Regions from separate parts of the Mus musculus genome. Here regions 1 and 2 are each linked to region 3. The links are chromatin loops, found by intact Hi-C in ENCODE. Cell type or tissue: heart. All regions are shown on one strand. Links, peaks and the distances in the headings refer to the core of each region. The heading gives the core; the rest is flanking DNA. Region 1 holds the start of Anks3 (ankyrin repeat and sterile alpha motif domain containing 3). Region 2 holds the start of Mgrn1 (mahogunin, ring finger 1). Region 3 holds the start of Glyr1 (glyoxylate reductase 1 homolog (Arabidopsis)).

Region 1 (7,103 bases), core at 1,861-4,360, 86 kb after region 3:
ACCTGGGTCTTCTGCAAGAGCAGCAAGCTCTCTTAATTATTGAATCATCCTGTCCAGCCCCTGCCTTTAACTTCTGATGCTCCTGCCTCAGTTTCCAAGTAGCTCATATTACATGCCTGTTCCACCAGCTCTGGATGATTGCTTGAGTTTACATAGAGGTCTTGGTCTCTCCCAGGGATGTGGGGCAGAGAGATGATTATAGCTATGGTATTGGTAGTTCCTGCAACTAGGCGCCTAGAGCTTGTGTTGTGGCCTTTCCTGTTTGTTTCCCAATTCTCCCTGATCTCCTACTAGGGTAGCATTAAGCACCACTGTGCAGGTATTTGTGGAACAAACCCCTTCTTTTCCTTGCTGGATCACTTAGTAGCTGAACATAAGTTCAGCTATGAATTAGCTAGGTTATGGAGAGACACTTGAGACATGCAGCTCTGACAATGGCCAGACAATATAAAATGTCTTGGTAGAAAACAACACAGATCAGGGTGGGAAATCAGAGAGAAAATCAAATGTGCTCCTAGTTCTGAGGGAGGGCGTGCTCATGTGCTACATACCCGATGGCCAGGCTGTCCTTGTGGGAGGAAGAGAGGCAAAACCAGTGGTTTAACCATTCCACTGCTCGTGGAATCCTTATGAGACTTGGGACGACCTCCCTCCCCTCCCCTCCAGAGTTCCCAAGGCCAGTGTCCTACAGACCTCAGGTGAAGGACTCCTCCCTGCAGTAACCCAGGTCCCTGACTCATCGACACCAACAGGGTCTTCAGCCAGCTCCTCAGTCAGGTCTGGAATCAGGACGGGCTCGTTCCGCTGAAAGATGAAGAGCTCTTCTTCCTCACAGTCAGACTGCAGAGAGACCAGGGCACTTTAGAGGAAAAGGCAGTCATACTTTGCACATCCTGCCCAGGAGCAGGTCTGGAAAGATCAGTTCTCGACAAAGGGCCTTGTTCTGTGCTGCTTTCTGCTGCCAATTTGAAAACAGGCTTGGCAGCATACCTCCTGTTGGTGAGATGTGGGCTTCGTTTTTCACAGGCCATATGCAAGCCTTGCACACAACGGATGCTGCATTAATTAGACAATGGATGTGCTGTGTTAATGCACACAACAGATGCTGCATTAATGCATACAATGGACACTGCATTAAAGCCAGCACTGAACAACGGTAGTGAAGAGGCACAAACTAGTCACCTTGCTTCTAGAATCCTTGCTCTTCACTTGAAATGTCCTGTGCCAACCTATGTGCTGAGCGTCTGACCAGTGGATCACAATGGATCCCTCTCACATGTATAAATGGCCACTGATACTGTCAGTGACCCCCCGGCTCACCTCAAGTGGCAGAATCCCTCCCAGACCATACCATGTGGCCTTGGCAAGGTTATCACTCTCAGAGCTTGGAGCTGGACCCGACCGGACCCAACAGAGTTGAGAGCAGTCCAACAGCAGGGTGGGAAGTCCAGGGCTTTGGTACCGAGTCCACCTGGGAGTTAGGACCACAGGAGGAGTGGCCTTGGAGATACAGAGCACTAATATCCACACTCAAGAGTTCTGGCAAACCCAGAGAGAAGCCTGGAAGAAGTGGATACCCAGAAGTAATCCCAGACACTGATGAGTGAAAATAAAGTCCATAGACCAAAGTGGGGTCTGTAGAGGAGTGCCCGAAGCTGTCCTTGCCCAGGCTGGCAGTTAATATCCAGGAGAAAGCTCTTGCTCACCAGGGACGAGTCTGAATCCAGAGATGGAAGCTGGTTTTTGGCAGCCTCAAGGATGGCATCCCAGGGAGAAACTGGCAAGGACATCACTGCTTTGTCTTTGGATGTCATGGGGGCCAGGACTCAAAGGACACCGTCTGTCATCATCAAGGAGTCCTGTGGAGCACACAAGGTGAGGTGGCAGTGTCTGGGTGTTCAAGGAGAAACTAGCATTGGTAGCCTTCCCAAAGCCTTGATCAGCTGTAGATGAAAATGCACCCGCAAAAATTCTAGTTTCTACCCATTTCCTTCTGGTTCTGCAAACTTATGTCACTTGGTAGCAGGACTGTATGTGTGGGTATGTGCAGTCATGAGTGCACAAGATGGTGGTGTCCTCTACTGCTCTCATAGAGGATCACAATTCAGTTTCCAAAACCACAACTACTTGCAACTTTAACCTCAGGGAGAGCCCGTCTCTGGCGTCCACTCGTATCTGCACTGGAGTACACATACCCACCTTCACACCCATACACATAATTAAAATACAAACTAATTCATTAATATAATTAAAAATAATCTTTAGAATTAGAGGTTTAAGATCCATTATTCAAGAGATTTTTTTTTTTAGTCATCACTCAAATGAGTCTCTATAATCCAGTCGCTGGCTCAGCTCCACCTTTTATATCTCACCCTAAAGAAAACACGTTCAGTCCTCAGGGGCAGAGGGACTTTAGGATTGTGGGTGAAGGCCTAGCAAGCGGACCAAGCAGATCAGCTAACGGTGCCAAACCAGAGCTGCGTCAGAGGAGTGAGTGGGGTCTTAGGGCATTTGAGCAAGGACGGGTGCTTGGCTGTCCTGAATTGGGAACCACAGGTGGAGACGCTTTTGGTATACGCACCAAAAGATGTTTCCTACCAGGGGCTTTGGCGGTAGGACACAGAATCACCGAAGTGAAGGGGGCCGCCCAGGACTGATCGTCCTTTAGGTGTGCAAGGCGGGGAGGGTTGAAGGAAGGCTTGACCCGCAGAGGAAAGAGCATGGAGGAGCTCAGAAGACCGAGCGGCTCAGTGTTTCTCCTCAAAGCCAGTTGGCCCCGCCTCGCCCCGCCCCGCGCCAGGCGTCGTTGTCAAGGGAACTGGAAGGCAGCGGGACGAGGCAGTCCGTGCTAGAGCCGAGGGGAGGGTCTCATTCCCTGCCACCCGCAGCCAGGACCCACCCATCGTCGCGTGGGTTTCCGCGGTCTCCCACTTGCCTCAGCCGCTCCGCCCGCCCACTTGCCTTGTCCCCGTGCTGAGTACGGCCACCCACGGCGGCCTGGCGACTCGCCGCCTGCCTCTCTGCCTCAGGATTGGCTCCCGAGCGAATGGGCCGGTATCTGCCATCTCATGGGCTGCTGTGGCGTGTCAATAACAGAACGTCCGTCACCTTCCCGGGATGCTCTGCGCCGTGCGAGGATTACTTCCGGGGTGGGCCGGGCGCAGGGCTGTCGGCCGGTGAGGGGCGAGCCGCTGTCGCTGGAGGGTGGCCCGGGAACCTGAGGCCTTGCAAGGTAGGCCGGGCCGCGGCAGGGCCCTCTGAGAGGTGGGGCCCAAGGCGCCCTGAGTCTGCTCGGGTGGGCAGCCCTGGCGTTTGCCTGTCGCAGGGTTTGGGGACACGGGCCCGCCGCCGTGGTGCTAAACTAAGGGGTCACGCGAGGTGTCGGCCAGACTGCTGAGCCACACGGGAGCCTGCGGTCGTGCATAGTCGCCGGGACCGCTAGGGTCGGAACTGCGTCGTACATTTGGGCTGCAGGGGCTCCCTCGAGGCCTTCATGGATCTCTTGGAGGAATGACAGTTGCCTCCAGAATAGAATTTTTTTTAAAACTAAGATTTAAGAATTTTAAGAATAACTTATCAGGGCTGCAACTGAAATTCTGAGAGAGAGAGGTGCAGAAGACATAGAAACTTTTATTTTACTTGAATCGATTTTTTGGGGGTGTTGGTTTTTTGAGATTGTGGGCGTGTCTCACTGTGTAGACCAGGCTGGCCACAGACTCACTGAGATCTACCTCCCAGATGCTGAGATTAAAGGCCGGTGCCACTACGCTGGCGGGTTGGATGTTTTTAGTGTAAGCATCTAATGTTACCCAGGTTGTCCTTGAACTCAAAGGCGGTCCTATTGTCTCAGCCCCCCAAGAGCTGGAGTTGCAGGTGTGAGTTCTTCCAGGGTTCTGCTAATCCGCCTATGGTTTCCAGTTTGGGGAAGCACGTGTCCATTCTGTTGGTTCAGACTAGGTTAGGTGCTACTTGAGCGCAGGCCTTGCAGCAGGAGAAGCTGGTGTTTCCAGGATACAGGCCTTGTTTTCACCTTACCAGCCCACACACATCACTCATCGTGAGACTGGCAAACTGTTGTATGTTGTCCTTTTTATAACTTTTAAAAGTAAACTTATGTCCTTGCAAGTTGTGTATATATAGTGCTTATCACTGAGATAGATCCTCAACAATCTTTCTACTTTTTAAAAACATATTTGTTTTAATCTAAGTACACTGTAGTTGTCTGGTGATTGTGAGCCATGTGGTTGCTGGGATTTGAACTCAGGACCTTCAGAAGAGCAGTCAGTGCTCTTGACTGCTGAGCCATCTCTCCAGCCCATCTTTCTACTTTTAAAATATTTTAGTCTCACTAAGTTGCCCAGGCAGGCTTGGGATTTGACTCTTCTGCCTCGTCTGGAAGTTGTGCTGCCAGGCCCAGCTTTCACCAACACAGGATAATGCTAGAGTGTTTAAGGGCCTCGAGGGAATTAGTACCTTCTGGGTCATACTTCCTTCGGGCTTCCTTCTGGGTTCACCAGAACTCTTGAGTATGGATATTGTGGTGCTCTGTATCCTTGAGGCCACTCCTGTGGTGGTCTTGACCCCGAGATGGGACCCAGGTGGGTTCAGTGCCAAAGCCCGGGTCTTCCCACCCTGCTGTTCTACTCTTGACTCTGTTGGGTCAGGTTAGGGTCAGTTCCAACCTCAGCGTAATAACCTTGCCAGAGCACTGCGATATTGTCCCGGAAGGACTCAGCCACTTAAAGTGGCTTGGGATCACTGAGGTGGCCCCCACCAATGCTTAGTACCAGTGACCATTTATCTACGTATGTGGCACAGGCCTTTAATCTCAGCAAAGACAAGTGTATCTGTGCCATCAAGTTTAGTCTGGCCTACACATTGAGTTCTAAGTCATCCAGGGCTACACAGTGGGACCTTGTCTCAAAACAAAACAGTGGCCATTGCACAGGTAAGAGCAGAAAGTGAAACTGAGGCTCTACTCACTGTAAACTGCCGTTATCTCTTCTCCCTTCACCTCCGACCCCCACAGACTTTGCCTTGGTAGGGCTCGGACTCGTGGCTGAAGGCCTTATGCAGAGGGGCACCTGACCTCTCTCAGAACTCTTCCTGTCCTGTACTAGCTTCCTATTGCTCCCAGACTTAAGAATCTGTTAGAAGATAAATGGCTAGGCTTTGGTTTGAGTAGGATTACCCAGAAGAAAGGACTCCTAACCATACACCTGTCATCCTGTGTTCATCTGTTATACATAAAAGGGTTGCATAGCTGGATTCCTGCTCAAGTAACATCAGGATTGCATTCTGCAGTCTGCTAGGGTTTTCTTTTCCCCTGTCCTACTCGTCCTTTCTCTCCTCTTCCCCTCCCCCCCTTTCTTTTTTGAGACAAATTCTATGTTCCCAGCTGTTTTGTTGTTGTTTTACCTTGTTGTTTTCCTTTCTGAGAGAGGGTTTCACTCTTGTAGTCCTGGAACTCTCTCTAGACCAGGTTGGTCTCGAACTCACAATCCTGTCTCCATCTCCCCAAGTGCCATAATTAAGTCAGGCATCACTATATATAGCCTTCCATGTGATTTGTGGAGATGCAAATGCACTGCATTCCTGGTCTTTATGGTTTTTTTTTTAACCTTAACTTTTTTTTTCAAAGATTTATTTATTATATGTAAGTACATTTTAGCTGTGTTCAGAAGATGCCCCAGAAGAGGGCATCAGATCTCATTATGGATGGTTGTGAGCCACCATGTGGTTGCTGGGATTTGAACTCAGGACCTTCGGAAGAGCACTTGGTGCTCTTAACCGCTGAGCCATCTCTCCAGCCCCTAACATTTTTTTTTAAATTATGTATATGTGTGTTTCTGTATGGACATGTGCATGTGAGTGTATTGAATCCCCTGGCGGCAGCTGTGAGTTGTGTCATATGGATGCTGGAAATTGAACTCGGGTCCTCTGTAAGAGTTGTACACTCTCTTAACTGCTAAGCCATCTCTCCTGCCCTGGTTTGTTTTAGAAGACTTAAAATGATATGTATGCATGTATCTGGGGGCGGAGTGGGTCGTATGTTCACACATGAATGCAGATCTTCAAACTGGAGGGAGTGTTGGGTCCTCTGGCGCTGTAGTTATAGGAAGTTGTAAGCCACTGAACATAGGTGCAAGGAACTGAACTTGGGTCCTCTGTAAGAGCAATACAAACTCCTAACCCCTGAGCCATCTTTCTGGGCCTCACCCTTGCTTTTATTGAGAGAGGATCTCTGTGTAGGTATGCTGGCCTAAACTTGTTATGTCATCCAGGCTGACCTTAAATTCATGATCTTCCTGCCTCTCTTCCACTTTCCCAGTGCTGGGATTACAGAGGTATGCCACTACACCCAGCTTCTGTGCATCTGTAGCAGCAACCCTTTAGACATACATGTCCATTAATGGGGAACTAGGACCTGGAGAAGCTAGACACAGCTAAATTTTGCTGTACACCCAAATTCAGCAAATAGCGCTAAATAATCCAACTCGCACTGTTTTACTAGCAGTGGAAAGGTCATCTGGCTCCTGGAGAATCTGATGTAGAACCTGTGGTATGAAGCAGGTGCAGCATCACAGTTAATGGCTCCACAGATGTTCTCGTCTTCTGTCTGGCCTCAAACTGCCAGCAGCTGGGTGATGTTAGGAGGAAGTAAGTCACCCTTAGTGGCTTCATTTTCTTAGGAATCTGAGGTGATAGCCTGCCGTTGGTAGGAGTGTTTCCTCTTTGGAACAGACAGGGAAGAAGAACTAACCCCTGGGCCTCCCTCTGCAGCTATGTCTGAGCTCAGCGATGAAGCCAGCGAGCCGGAGCTCCTGAAGCGCAGCCTGTCCATGTGGCACGGGCTTGGTGCCCAGGGCAGCCCAGAGGAGCTGGATGTCCCCTTGGATCTTCACACAGCTGCCTCCATTGGCCAGCATGAGGTGGTGAAGGAGTGTGTGCAGCGGTAAGAGGGCCTGGGGTGCATCCCTTCACCTCATGTTCTAATGAGCATTTCAGTGGCTTCAGTTCCCAACAGGCTGCAGTCTTGCAGAGCTCAAGGTCTTTAATACATATCAAGTAGGCTCGCCTGCTTGTTGCAGATGTCCTTGATG
Region 2 (7,103 bases), core at 2,019-4,518, 160 kb after region 3:
AGCCTGGTCTACACAGACTTGGAGGCTAGTGAAGAGGACATAGTTGTAGGTGGCATAGACATCTTTGTGCTACAGATATGCACTAGGGAACCCGGAATGTTAAGCATTTCAACATTCCCTTGAAAGTCCCCACTTCAAGGGAAGGGATCCCAGAAACTGAGATACTGAGAAGCTAGGTCCTGAGTCCTAGTGAGCATGGGCTACATGGCATAGGCCAAGCTAACTTGACGGTGTAGTCTCCAAATAATCAAAGCTTTAAGTGAAAAAAAGCCAGCCATACATACAACAGCTCTAGATTGTATGATTCCATTTATGTGAAATATCCAGAAAAGAAAAATTGCAAAGACAGAAAGCTGAACCCTGATCATGCTACTAGCACTGACTGCAAAGCATACAAAGTAAGCTCGGGGCGAGAAGGCGCTGTGGTGCACAGCCCTACCACTTACTAAAACTCCACTCATGCTTACAATGGGTCAGCCACATGTTGCACACATTATACATCTACAAAGCTATGAAGTGTAAAATAAACGACATGAAAGCAAAGCAGGTATTATTGAAGTCAAGTTTTCATTGTTGACAGCACATGATAAAACTCCTTAAGGAAGAAAACTGGACAGCATGAGATGCTCAACGTTACTTTAGAGAACTGGAAAGATAGTGGTTAAAGACAGCTGCTTTTACAGAGGACCCAGGTTCAATTCCTAGCACCACATGGTGGCTCCCTCCAGTTCCAAGAGATCAGATACTTTCTTCTAGCCTATATGGGCACCAAGCATCATACAGTGCACACACACACACATACACACACACACACAGACAAAACATTCACATGTAAAACAAAAAATGAATGCAGCCGGGCGGGCGTGGTGGCACACGCCTTTAATCCCAGCACTCGGGAGGCAGAGGCAGGCGGATTTCTGAGTTCGAGGCCAGCCTGGTCTACAAAGTGAGTGCCAGGATAGCCAGGGCTACACAGAGAAACCCTGTCTCGGGGGAAAAAAAAAAAAAAAGAATGCATCTAATAAAAATTTGTTTAAAAAAATTGCTTGGGCTCTAACAATGGCTCAGCAGTTATGAGTTCTTCTTGCTCTTGTAACTGACCCAAGTTCAGTTCCTGGTACTGACATGGCAAATACCAACTGTCTGTCCAAAGGATCCGATGCCCTCCCACAGGTACTGCATGCCCAGGACATGTGGATACAACAGAAAATAAAAACAACACTTTTTTTTTTTTTAATATAGGATCTCTCACTATGCAGCCCTGTAGACTAGGCTGGCCTACAACTCACAGAGATCCTCCTATCTCTGTCTCCCAAGAGCTAGGACTAAAGATGTCCACCATCTAAATAAAAGTAGCTTTAAAAAAAACAACAACAAAAATTAGCACACTTTTCCTTGAAATTCAAATAAAGAAAACCAGCAGAAGGCTGAAACTACAATTTTGTACAGATGAACAGTTCATGGGAGTACCCTTCAAGTGTTCCTCGCCTTTCTCTCAGCCCCAGTTTCCTGCACAAGATCTTAAGGACCCCATGGTAAGTGAAAGACTAGGACAGAAGAAAAACGAAAAGACACATTGTTTATATTGTTATCCAGGAGGGTATGAAACAGAGTAGCATTCTCTAGGTGCGATTGCCAGCACCAAACACATGCGGAACAAACAAAAATCTTTGGACTAGGCAGGCCCAGAACTCAGCAATGTATGAATGGCATCCCAGGTTACTGTGCCAGTAACCCCATCCAGGTTAGAGGAACATCTTAACAATTGGAAATGCCTAGTTCTGTGGATTTGTAGTGTGTGCACAGGCCATGCATTGTTGTTTTATGCAACTGCCTAAGTGAAGGGGCATTAATGGTACTCAGGTGCCAGGTGAGGGAAGCTAGCTTTCCAGTATCTGCCACACCACTGCCACATACAGGCAGGGTCTGGGCCAATCATCTAGCTACCTTTGAAGCAGTTATAGTAGCCAACATTTACAGAAAAATCTTATGTGCCTGGCGTAGTTCTAAGCACCCTTTTCCGAGAAGAGGAAACTGAGATGCAAATAAGCAAACTTAATCAAGGTCACTCAGCAGAAGACAAACAAGGAGAATCTCAGTGGAGGGTTAACAACTGTTGTCTCAGATGTGCACACACTAGTCCTTCAAGTCTCCAAGGAAACCTCTGGAGCTGCAGCCTGTACTAGCAATGCACACAGGCAAGCAGGTCTCCCTACACTGACATGTGATTCCATCCCATTCACTGAAAAGTGTCACTAAATAGTGCCAGTTTCCTGTTCTTTCATCCTGGGAGTTCCCAGATCTTCACACTAACAGAATACTATCTCAAACTTGAGTGGGCATCAAACACACCAAAGAAAATTAGCTTAAAATGCAGATCCCTAGGGCAAAGAAAGTCTAGAAGCACAGCCCGAAACATTTAATAAGCTGTCCAACTAATGGGGGCAGACTCTTCTCAGCCACACAGGAAATCTGGCCGGCTTGGTCTGAAAACACCTCAGGACCAAACATCACATTCAACACTTAGAACCGGATCTAAAGGCCCAGCGTTCTACCCCGCCAAGAAGTTGTGTAGAAGTAAATGTAGCTGACAAGGCACCAGGCATTGCTGTGTGTAGCAGGACACACCTGTAGTCTCAGCACCAGAAGCCTAAGGCTGGAGAACTGAGTACCAGGCCAGCCAGAGCTATATAACAGGACTTTTGTCTTAGAAAAAGGCCTGGTCTAAGAATGTGACTAAGTTAATATAATGCTTGACTACCATGCACAGTGCGCTGAGTTCAAGTCTCCAGCACCTCATAAAACAGGGCAAAGTGCACATTTCAAATCTCAACACTGGGAGGGTAGAGGCAGGAGGACCAGTGTTTGCTCAATGTCACTCTCATAAGGAGTTGGAGCCATGCTGGGCTACATGACATACTGTCCTTATTTTAAACACATACACAGAGAGAGAGAGAGAGAGAGAGAGACAGACAGAGAGAGAGAGAGAGAGAGAGAGAGAGAGAGAGAGAGCAGAGACTATGAATGAGAATAGGAGCAAGGCTCCTCTGGGATCCCACATCTGATATCTGATGCTGGTTCCAACTCTGCCCCCATCCAGCTCCCATAATCTACCAGTGAGTCTGCCCTGAATGAGAGGGAAAGGTCAGTAGTTCTCTCTAACCATTCAAACCATTATCCTGTCCTCCAATGGAACCCAGCACCTCCCTATCGATCACCTCCCTAGGTCAAACACCAGTGTCCCTCACTCGCACGGGAAGAGGAAAGCCTGGGTCCAAATCCTAATGAGTTGTCACAATCCAGGGCCGGTCTTCATGCCTCCAAAGCCGGCACCACCGGGTCGGTGGTGAGGGTGTCCTCACTACCAATGCAGTCTGATCCCAGAGATGCCAAGTATCGGTGCATACACAAAGTGAGTGGCCCAAGGTCACCAGTTAAAAAGAGGCCGCGCAAGGTGCGTCTGCGGCCAGCAGGGCTAGCCAGGGCCGCAGCCACGCCTCAAACTCCACAGGTACCGGGAAGGGGCACAGGAGGAGGGTCCGCGACAGGGCAGGGCGCTCGCGCGTCTGATCCCCGGGCCTCCTGGAGTCCCCAGTCCCCGTTCCAGCCCCCTTCCGCGGTCCGCGTCCTCGGAAGCTCACCGGACTTCGGAGGGTAGCGATAGGCCGAGTTGGCCTGTATGTCGATGTCCTCTACGCCCGCGATGCGGCGACTCAGGATGGAGCCCATGGTGCGCGTTTCTACCGGCCAGCCGGAGAGGAGAGGTTGTCGGCTGCGGCGTCCTCACACGGACATGGCCCAAAACAGGCCGCACCAACGCGTACCCACCGCCGCCACCGCCGCCGCCGCCGCGGCACCTCTCCACAGCCCCCGCCCCCGGCCGCCCCGGCCTAGGCCCGGCGCCCCGCCCCCGCCCCCGCCCCGCAGTTCCAGGGGAAATGGAGTCCAGGCCAGGCAGCCAATGCGCCTGCGTACTACGCTTCCCAAGCTTGCCACCACCACCACCACCACCACCACCACCACCACCACCTCTCACGTGAGTAGCCACAGTGGGTCGAACCAAGAGGCTCCGGCTAAGGGGGTTATCTCCTTCACACGACGCTAACCTCGGCTGCCCAGCTGGATACTGAAACCGGAATGCCTCAGTCCCTTCATCTTCTGTCTACATTTAGACACCCTCAGAATTTCGAGCGTCTCCCATGTAAACCAAGTCTGAAAATGTCGACAATTCTACAGTAGCTCTCCCCCACTTCCCGAGGTTCTTCTCCCATCCTCAGCCGCAAAGGGAATACCTTTAACCAGAGGACAACTGGGTAACCACCAAGCCTTGGAGCCTTGGTCAAGAAGTCAAAACATTAAAAAATAAATAAATAAATAAAAAGCCGGGCTTGGTAGCGCACGCCTTTAATCCCAGCAGAGGCAGAGGCAGGCGGATTTCTGAGTTCGAGGCCAGCCTGGTCTACAGAGTGAGTTCCAGGACAGCTAGGGCTACACAGAAACATTTACAATGGACACGGAATTTTCAGAAGACAGATTTCTCCCCCTTTGACACATAGGGAAACTGAGGCACAAAGCAGGGCAGACGGCAAATAATATGCTAAAAGCAAGTTCAGAAAAATCAGGATACGGATTGCAACATTAATTTACAAGCTATGCCCTGGCTTCTCTCACACACACGCACGCGCGCACACACGCACTGCTTTGAGGATGCCAGGGTATGTTTTTATGATTCTCAGAGGAGTTGAGTTTCTTAGAAGTGCCTCCCATCTTGAACCTGCTGTTCCAGGAGAGCAGCTAGGGAGACCAGCAGGTAGTGAAGTATCAGGTGGTGACTTCACCATAGTTCAAACTATACTAAACCTGAATGCAAAGTCCTTGAAGATCCTCCCCCTGTCCCTTGTAGATAAGGTGACAAGCATAGGCCTTAAGTGAAGACCTCAAGTGAGCAAAAAAATACCCTCGCGCGGTGGGTGTGCCTCGGTGCGGCCTGGTCTGGGCCATGTCTGTCGTCACCCCAACCTCTTCTGCTGGCCAGCAGAAATGTGCATCATGGGCTCCATCCTGAGTTGCTGCATCGTAGGTACGGAGGACATCAATTTTCAGGCCAACTTGGCCTATTGCTATCCTCCAAAGTCCGGTGAAGGAAGAGAGAAAATATCAAGAATTGATAGGCTGAAGCCTGGCGTGGTGGCGCACGTCTTTACTCGGGAGGCAGAGGCAGGCGGATTTCTGAGTTCGAGGACAGCCTGGTCTACAAAGTGAGCTCCAGGACAGCCCGGGCTATACAGAGAAACCCTGTCTCGAAAAAACAAAACAAAAAGAATTGATAGGCTGAAAGCTGTGTGAGGAGGTGGCCAAAATGGCTGAATGATGGAATAATATATGTAATTGAATATAATAATATTCAAACCATAAAGGGCTAGTGCCACTCACCAGAGACAAGACTTCCCTCGAGACCATGTTGTTGAGACCTAGTTGGGACCCTCCAGGACACCAGAGGTCCTCCAAAGTTCAACTAAGGAGCAGCAGAGGGCAGCCAAGAAGTTAGATGAGAAGCTACATTTCCTGGCTGGAAACTCTTTCCTCTTACACTGGAAGCAGAGATTCACAGTCTAAGGCATAATCTGTCTGCACCGCCCGCCATCCACCTCCACTGTGCCTCCCACCCAGGCACCCTCCTCCATCCCTGAAGAGTCGAGCTTTTGGCTCTTCTTTGGCTAATGCTACCCTAGAGTAGCTGTGTAAGAGATCTCTGAATTTCTTCAAACTCAAAATAGCACAATGGACCAGTTGAGAACAAAAGCCATAATCTCTTCATAAACATATTTAGAATCATAAGACAGCACACACTAATGACTATTATGAAGATGTGCCTAGACTAATGGAAGCAAGGCCTGATTATGGAGTTGCACAAAGGATGCAATTTCAATACATCTAGCTCACAAGCTGTGCCTGAAGGAGAGACATCTTCTTGAACCCTGCATTTAAGAGAGTCACTGGAAACAACATAGCTTCAGCCTTCCACCATCCTCTCTGTGACCACAGCACACATTGCAACCAACTTAAGCTGCAGAGGAACCATGACTGCCTGGCTCAAGTGTGTCAGCCACCACAAAGCTGCATAGCAACATACTCTTGACAGGCAACTTGTCTGATACATGGGAGAAGTGAATCCACGGACAATTTGGGTCAGAGCTTGCATTTGCAACTGTACCAGGATATCTCAATCAGAATTTCAATTTCACCAAGAATCTGGAAAGCTAAAATGAAATGACCCATATGTCACTAGGAAGAGTTCAGGTGTTTGATGTAGCCTGAGCATATCTATCCTAAAGATCTACATTGGCGAAACACTCCTCGCATCCCCCATAATGCCTGTCTGTAGCTCAGGCTGGTCTCTAACTCATAATTCTAAGTGCTGAGTGTAAGTATGTACAACCACACCCACCTTAGGACCAAACACTTTTCATATGCTGTCATCTTGCCTGAGGGATCTATGCATATTCTCTTACTTAGTACTCTGGTGTTCCATTTTCTTTTTTTTTTTTTTTTTTGGTTTTTCGAGACAGGGTTTCTCTGTGTAGCCCTGGCTGTCCTGGAACTCACTCTGTAGACCAGGCTGGCCTCGAACTCAGAAATCCACCTGCCTCTGCCTCTCAAGTGCTGGGATTAAAGGCGTGTGCCACCACGCCCGGCCATTTTCTATTTTCATCCCCAATTTATACAAGAGGAGACATAAAAGTAAAGTGCCCCTACTCCAGTCACACAGTTGATAGATGGTGTGATAGCTAGTGCTAATTGTCAATCTAATAGGTCCTGCTCTCTTAGGCATGCTTGTGGGGACTGTCTTGTCTTCATTGATGTAGAAAGACACATCTTAACTGTGCTGAGTGGCAGCATTCCTTAAACGGGACCCAGGACAGCATAAAATAGGGATGCCTGGGCCACTGAGAGCACACCAGGTAAAGGTGCTTGCCACTGAACCTGCATCTGATCCCTAGAACCAGATGGTAGAAGGCAATTGACTCCACCCTTACACCATAGCATTCACACACCCACATAAACACACAGTAAATAAATATAAAACAAAATATAAAATAAGT
Region 3 (7,103 bases), core at 1,518-4,017:
CCACCTATTAACTCTTAGAAGTCAGGTTTTGGTGAAGTTTTATGATCATATTTAAGGACTAGGGCATTTGAAACATTTAAGATAATAATATATGTTAAAGTCCATGTTAAACTTATTTAATTCCAAATGCTTAAGAAAATATAAGTTGTAAAGTCCACAAAAGAACGTAAGTTGTACTTATACAACTAATTTATGAGTTGTTTATGACCTTGGGAAGAGCTTCCTCCAAGGTTTGCAAGTTTACCTCTTTAGAAACATGAAGTAGTTGGGAGATGGTACAGCATGCAGCACTCGGGAGGCAGAGGCAGTGGCGCTCCATGAGCTCGAGGACAGCGTGGTCTACACAGAGTTCCAGAGCAGCCAGGGATACACAGACAAACAACCCTGTCTTGGAAGAAGAAACAAACAAGCAAACAAAAGAAATATGAAACAAGTCAAGAAAGAAGTACCTGAGAATTAAGAAAAAAACTACAGTTTAAAACATGTTAGAGAATTTAAATAACTTGATTTAAAAGAGTTGATTGTTTAAGAAAATTTAACCTGTTTAACCTGGTGCTGTCTCTAAGTTTTATTCAAGTTTAAGTAATTTTTATTTTCACAAGCATTCATGTGAGTGTGGGTGAGTGTGTGTGTATGTGTGTGTGTGAAAACTTATAGGAGTTAATTCTTTCATTTCATCATGTGGGTTCCAGAGATTGAACATAGGTCTTCAGGCTTGGAGGCAGACACCCTTACCTGTTGAGCCATCTTACAGACCCTCACATAATTTTTTGTCCCATAAATTCTTAAATTTGTAAATAAAACACTAATGAAAACTTACAAGTTTTAAAAATAGCAAAGAATGGGGACTGGAGAGATGGCTCAGTGGTTAAGAGCACTGACTCTTCTTCCTGAAGTCCTGAGTTCAATTCCCAGCAATCACATGGTAGCTCACAACCATCTGTAATGGGATCCAATGCCCTCTTCTGGTGTGTCTGAAGACAGCTACAGTGTACTCATATACGTAAAATAAATAAAATCTTAAAAAACAAAAACAAAAACACTAAGATTGAGCTGGGGATGTCACTCAGCAAAGTGCTTTCCTTGCACACTGGAGGCCCTGATTCAATTAAATCACACACTGGGATTAAATTAAAATGAGAATGGTAATATATAGCTGTAATAGAAGCACTGTGAAGGAAGAGGCAGGAGGATCCTAAGTTTAAAGTCACTCTTGGACAAGGAGAAGGAGGCTTGGATTGCATGAGAGCTTATCTCCAACTAAAATACAAAAAGGAAAAAAAAAACAAACCACAAAGTAGGGTTTAAATACTCCGAATGACTTGAATATTAGTATGCCACACAGGAAAAAATTCTTCTCTTTAAAAAGCAAATTATGGGATTATGGGTTTGTGGTGGTGGACAGATCTTTAGTCCCAGCACTAAGATGGAACCCAGCCTGATCCACAAGGAGCTCCAAGACAGCCAGGGCTACACACAGAAAGTCTTGAAAAACAAAACAAAACAAAACAAAACAAAAAACATATTATGCAAAAGCCTATTTCCAGGTATTCCTAGGGACTGTTTTATGTTTTTGTTATCATAAATACATTCTTTTTAACTAATTTACTTTTGAACTGACTACCAAAAAAAAAACAGAAAAACTTGTATGCTAATTTTTTCATTAATTTCTTTCCCTATTTAATGGCTTTCCCTTTTTATTTTGAAAGGCAAAGTCCTACAAAAATGACAGGTTATTTTATATTTATTTTTGTTTCCTGTCTTCTTTCATTCTTTTGTTTGTTTGTTTGCTTGAGACAGGGTTCCTCTGTGTAGCCCTGGCTGTCCTGGAACCTCACTCTGTAGACCAGGCTGGCCTCGAACTCAGAAATCCACCTTCCTCTGCCTCCTGAGTGCATGTGCCACCACTACTCGGCTCCTGTCTTATTTCATTAACTAGAATTACAGGACATTAGACAATGTATCCTTTGTTCTATTCCTGACTTTGATGGGATTGTTTCTAAATTTAGTTGTAAAGATTTACATTTAAAGACAAGTCATTACAATATTCTTAAATTCCTGGAAAACTCTAATTTCTAAATTAAGAACATTTGTCAAATTTTATGAAATCTTAAATACACTTTAAATGGTCAGTTCGTGTTTAATTAACACACAATGTAAATGACAGTCCTTGAAAAATGTGGTACTTCTTCCAAAGAAAAAACAAGCTGGGGTCAACCACCCAGCTTCTCCACCACACCATCTCTCAGAGCAATTGACAACCAAAGCCTCTACAAGGACACTGCTTTGGGGAAAGGGGCGTGAACCCGTCACCTTCCGAGCAGGCGTTGACTTCAGAAAGTACAGCTGTAAGTTAAGTCCACCCTGACACAGACTCCTGCCGCCTTTTCTTGGGTGTGAGACTTTTCTTGCTCAAAGTCGAGCTTCAACTCGGTCTACGGAACTTAGGGCAGCCGCCCTGCCCCTCGGCAGGTACCAGTTCCCATTACTGTCACCTGTCTTCCAGCTGTCAAAACTTCTTGCAAAGTGTCACACTACTTACGAAGGCTAACGCGGGAGGCTGGACCAGACCGCGGCGCTCACCGTTGTCCCCAGAGCCGACGCGGGCCGTAGACGTCCCCCCGTGGTGGTCCTCATGCCGGCCCGGGACCCTCGGGTTGCGGCGCGGCTCAGCGGCCCGCTCCCGAGCGCTGCAGGCGGGCGCGCGGAGGGCCCGCGCCGCGGCCCATGGCCGGCTCCCCAGCCCGCGGGAAGGAAGCCTCTCGACAAACTGCCGCTTTCTCTTGTCAGCCAGCGGGGGGAGCCGAGATATGCCAAGTCCACGTCCAAGAAAACAAGTCGGGCGACGCCGAGGACGCTTGGCGGGGACGCCGCTCCGGAAGCCGACTGTCGAGCTGGGCGCTCCTCAGCAGTCTGGAGCTCCCGCCCCGAGCGCGGGCTCGCGGGCAACCGGGGCCTCTTCTGCCCCGGGCTGGGACCGAGACTGGCTTCCAGGCCGCGCCAGGGTCAGTCAGGGCAGCAACCGGACTCCAACACCTATCCGCCCGGGACCTCAGGCTCGGCAACGGCCCGGGGCCCGCGCCTGCCTAACAGCCGTAACGGAAGCAGCGGGAAAGACTGGAAATGAGTCTAGAGTCCCGGAAGCGAGCGGGCAGCACAGTCGGCTCCCTTTCGCGCTAGTCCGGCCGCGCCGCCTCCGCCGCCGCTGCTTTGGACCGCGGATGCTTCGTTGTCACGAGCCGGAGGGGAGGGGGGAGGCGGGAGCTTGGAGTCTCTGGGCTTCGACGCGCTGAGAGCGCGGCGCTCAAGTCACGTGCCTCCAAGCAGTCCAATGGACGGCCGCGGCGCGGTGACGTCAGCGCATCCGCTAGGCGGATGACAGCAAACACCCGTCACGTGGTCAGGCCAACTCCAATGGGCGGTGCCGCGGCGACCTGAAGTTCCCGGCTGCCCGTGCGGCGGCGGTGGTTGGGTGGTAAGATGGCGGCTGTGAGTCTGCGGCTCGGCGACTTGGTGTGGTGAGTCCTGGCGACCAGCGCTGAACGAAAGACGGCGCGAAGCTGCTTTTCCTGGTCGCAGGGTTGCCAGCTGGCCCAGGAGTAGTTTTATTATGCACTCCGGACGGCGGAGAGTGGGGAAGAGGAGGTGCCGCCGCGGTGTGAACGACGCTTGAGCGGAAGAGGCTGTCCGGTCCCCGGGGGACCGAGGCCGAGAGGGGCCGCGGCGGTCCCTGCTCTGAACCCTGAGGCCATCCCAGGGGAGGGTTACGGCTCTAGAACTCTGGCTCCAGCTGCCACTGCAGAGAACTCTGGCGTGGCGTGGAGTCCCAGGGTCTCTCCGGACCTCCTCTCAAAGCAGGAGAGGATACCTTGCTAGAGACAGAGCCGTCCATACCCGCGTTCGGTTGGGACAGACGTGGGCTCGAGGCTTGGTTCCAGGTGGCGAAATCCGACTGCCCGGCGCTGCCCCATGAAGAAACCGAGGGGAGGGTGACTTCTCCTTTGCAAATGATGGCTAGGCGGTGATCCAGTGCCTCTCGTTCTGTTCCTTGTGTCCCCTGCAACAGCCAAAACCAAGAGTGACCATTGTCTCCTTGGAACTGCGTAGTTTCCCTACCTAGAGGAAGGTTTCCATGATCATTTGTCAAAGGAAAGCCGATCATGGGGTGAATTAAATCAGTCTTAGGGAAGTCTGTGTTTACAGAGAGAAGTTTCCAACACTCTCCCAGGGAGGTACCAGACCAGTGACGTCCTGATGGTTTTGTTTTTCTATGTTCCTTCTCGGGAAGAGTGCACAGATCTCAGGCACACACACACACACACACACACACACACACATATATATATATATACAGTTTTGTATGTAATATGTGAGGGCCCTGAGCCCAGCTGTGAAAGACCCATCTGGTTTGCCTGCTTTTGTTCTGGCCCTTTTGTTCAGCCTAGAGTTAGAAGCATAGATTGCTTGTTGAGTGGGCTGAAGGAGATGGACTGGCTTTTCCAGGGCAAGTTCTGACTGTTTGTATTATTTTCTCTAGGGGGAAACTGGGCCGGTATCCTCCCTGGCCAGGAAAGGTGAGTGCATTGTTGGTTTTAAAAGAAGGTAGTTGAAGCTAAGGGAGAGGGTTAACATGTTGAATTTCCTCCATTCTCTAACACTGACTTAAAATGGGCTCATTTTGATAAAATGTAGTGTTTTGCCTCCAGTTATCAGTCGGTTTTGAAAGTTATAGCATAAACCAGAGTGTTTAAATATGAGGTAATCACTTCAGTCAGAGGGCTTGTGAAATTGGTTGGTTTTTTATCTTGGAAATCAATTGTAATCAAAATGTAGCATGCTAAAATCTAAGGATGAAGAAACAGATTCTCCAGGAAGAGGGAAGTCTAAATGTAGGTTAGTGAAAAGCTAAAGTATTTTTGTCCCAACTAAGTTTAAATCTTCTTCCCCTGTTACCATATGTGCTGCTCCAGTGCATCTCTGCAGAAGATGGCATTCCAGATTTTTCAAGAGGTGGTCCATCATAGCTTTCCAAATGTTCTGGCTTTTTAGTCTTGCTAGGAATCCAGGAAATGTCTGAAGACTCTTTGCAATATGGTATTTCCTGTGCCTTGGTGGTCCCCTATTTTCACTGCTTCCTGTCTTAACTCTTGCTACCCACAACAAAAGTATTTTAAAGAATATTTTCTGTTTCTTCATTAATCACATCACATGGAGGGAGGGGTGATGTTGCTGTTAGTTTTAACTGTTTCTATGCCACGAGTCATTGCAATAAGACTATCTGTTGGACAATATACTACCTGTTGGCTATGGAGAATTTAAAGAATATTTACATATTTCTTCATATCACAATAGCAAAGTCCCATCTATGGGACAAGTATAGAGCCCTGGTTTGCTTTTGGACATTGTCCTTTCTCAGATCTTGGGCTTTCCAGCCTCACTGGAGCCATGGGGAGTTACTTTCCCAGTAGCCTTCTGGTTCGCCTCATACCTTTTCTCTTTCTCTCCTTCAGATTGTTAATCCACCCAAGGACTTAAAGAAACCACGTGGAAAGAAATGCTTCTTTGTGAAGTTTTTTGGAACAGAAGATCAGTGAGTAGTCCTCCCTGAGAGCTTCATGTTGCTTTTGGGTGTTCCCCTGAGTCTGAACTGCTCTATGAGTATCTAAGGCTTGCTGCAGTGTGAAAAATGGTTCCTCACTCTGGCTTTACGCTTAAATAAAAGGTGGTGTTCTTATCTAGCAAAAAATTATTCTGAGGCTAATGATGATTTCCTTCAGGTAAGAACCAGCGTTCATAACTCTACATGTGGTAGGCATGCTGTTTATATCACGTGCGCTCATGTGTTCTCTCTCTCTCTCTCTCAGCAATTTTTACAAATGTTCTGTGGCCTTGGGGATAGAACACGGAGCCTTGCCCATTTTAGAAAAGCCATTGACCACTGAGCTACATGCCCAGCTGATTTTGTTTTAATGACCATGTAGTGTAGTCTGAGGTACAGTGAAAGCTAAGGTGTTATTTGGTAAAAATACTTGTTTAATCCTGTTCTCATTTATAAAACAAACTAACTTACCTGTGTCATTGCAATACAAAGCTTTATTTCCTAGTGTGTGCTGAACTGGAAGAACCTAGGACCATTGCTTTGAGAGTTTGACTTTACAGAAAGCAAACTTTAAAAAGTTATACTGAAGGAAGAATGTGTAACCAATTGAATATACAGTAACTTGTATAGCTTTCTCCTCAATACAGGATAGGCCTGGCTAGGTAACTTGGTTTCTTTAAGCAGTTGTTTCTGTACTTACTATTGTTTAAAGAAAAATGTTACTTTAAGTTCAAAAAAAGAGTGATTTTTTTTTCTTCTTCTGAAAAGTCCCTTACAAATTGCTTCACACATTCAGGAGTTTATGTGGCAGAGTGCTCTTCCGGGTTTCAGTTTACATAGTATGTTGACCTTCACAATGCAGATATACCCTACCCCCTTTTTTTTCTTAAGCCAGCTTACGAGCTTTGTGGTGGCAGTATTTCAAGGAAGACTACCCTAAGTTGTGAGAGCAGAGCTTGTGAAGAGGGAATGTTGTTCAGTGTCATGATTGAGACTGGACTACAGCTCAGTTACAGAAGAGCACTCGTCTAGCTTGTGTAAAGCCTTGGGTTCATTCCCATTACCACCACTATCCCCACTCACTGACGGAAGGAAGGAACATGTTATTGTCATAGACTACTTGAAGAAGACTGTCCTGATGAGAAAAACAGGTGTTGGTTATACTGCATAGGAGTCTACATTTCTCAGTGCTAGATGGTGACCCTTCATTTCTAGGACAGTGACTATTGTCTTCACCTTTGGGGATCTCAGTAAGCGAGCAAGATTTAATAGTTCAGCTGGGATGGTGTGCAGAAGAGGGCGAGGTCAATGGAAAACAACGGGTCTAGGAAAGCTGATGGAAGACAAGATGGAAATCCAGTTCCGAAGCATGAATAGAGTTTGAATGATTGGGAACAAAAGTGGCAATGTGGATCCTTGGCTTGGTGCCATGGGGGAAAAAAAGAGGCTCCTTGCCTGGCATAGTAGGAAGTAACAGGCAGTATTATTGACCATACCCTAAGCG

Evidence for each region. Hi-C counts contacts between places; a loop is a spot of excess contacts. Peaks named below come from ENCODE experiments on the same cell type or tissue, not always from the same donor. Only the 100,000 strongest peaks of a DNase experiment are listed, where the experiment ranks them.
Region 1: it touches region 3 in a loop (1.9-fold over the local background); 2 of 42 quality-filtered maps call a loop at or near these places.
Region 2: a loop joins it to region 3, with 2.1 times the contacts of the local background. A loop is called at or near these places in 2 of 42 quality-filtered maps.

Annotation. Positions count from the first base shown.
Region 1 is chr16:4,960,249-4,967,351 of GRCm38, reverse strand. It overlaps Anks3 (ankyrin repeat and sterile alpha motif domain containing 3), which reads left to right and starts at 3,115. Exons shown (of 17, transcript NM_028301.4): 1 at 3,115-3,232; 2 at 6,784-6,955. The coding sequence starts at 6,786. It also overlaps 4930451G09Rik. In heart, for the core only: a CTCF peak has its summit at 3,337; a DNase peak (open chromatin) is centred at 2,971; H3K4me3 peaks cover 2,083 bases; H3K27ac peaks cover 1,523 bases.
Region 2 is chr16:4,883,012-4,890,114 of GRCm38, reverse strand. Mgrn1 (mahogunin, ring finger 1) reads right to left here and starts at 4,015. Exons shown (of 17, transcript NM_029657.4): 1 at 3,642-4,015. The coding sequence starts at 3,729. In heart, for the core only: a CTCF peak has its summit at 3,501; a DNase peak (open chromatin) is centred at 3,974; H3K4me3 peaks cover 2,500 bases; H3K27ac peaks cover 2,446 bases.
Region 3 is chr16:5,046,221-5,053,323 of GRCm38, reverse strand. Glyr1 (glyoxylate reductase 1 homolog (Arabidopsis)) reads left to right here and starts at 3,414. Exons shown (of 16, transcript NM_001079814.1): 1 at 3,414-3,518; 2 at 4,538-4,574; 3 at 5,511-5,590. The coding sequence starts at 3,481. Ubn1 (ubinuclein 1) reads right to left here and starts at 3,267. Exons shown (of 19, transcript NM_026666.4): 1 at 2,543-3,267. In heart, for the core only: a CTCF peak has its summit at 2,799 (motif pointing right); a DNase peak (open chromatin) is centred at 3,353; H3K4me3 peaks cover 2,500 bases; H3K27ac peaks cover 1,760 bases.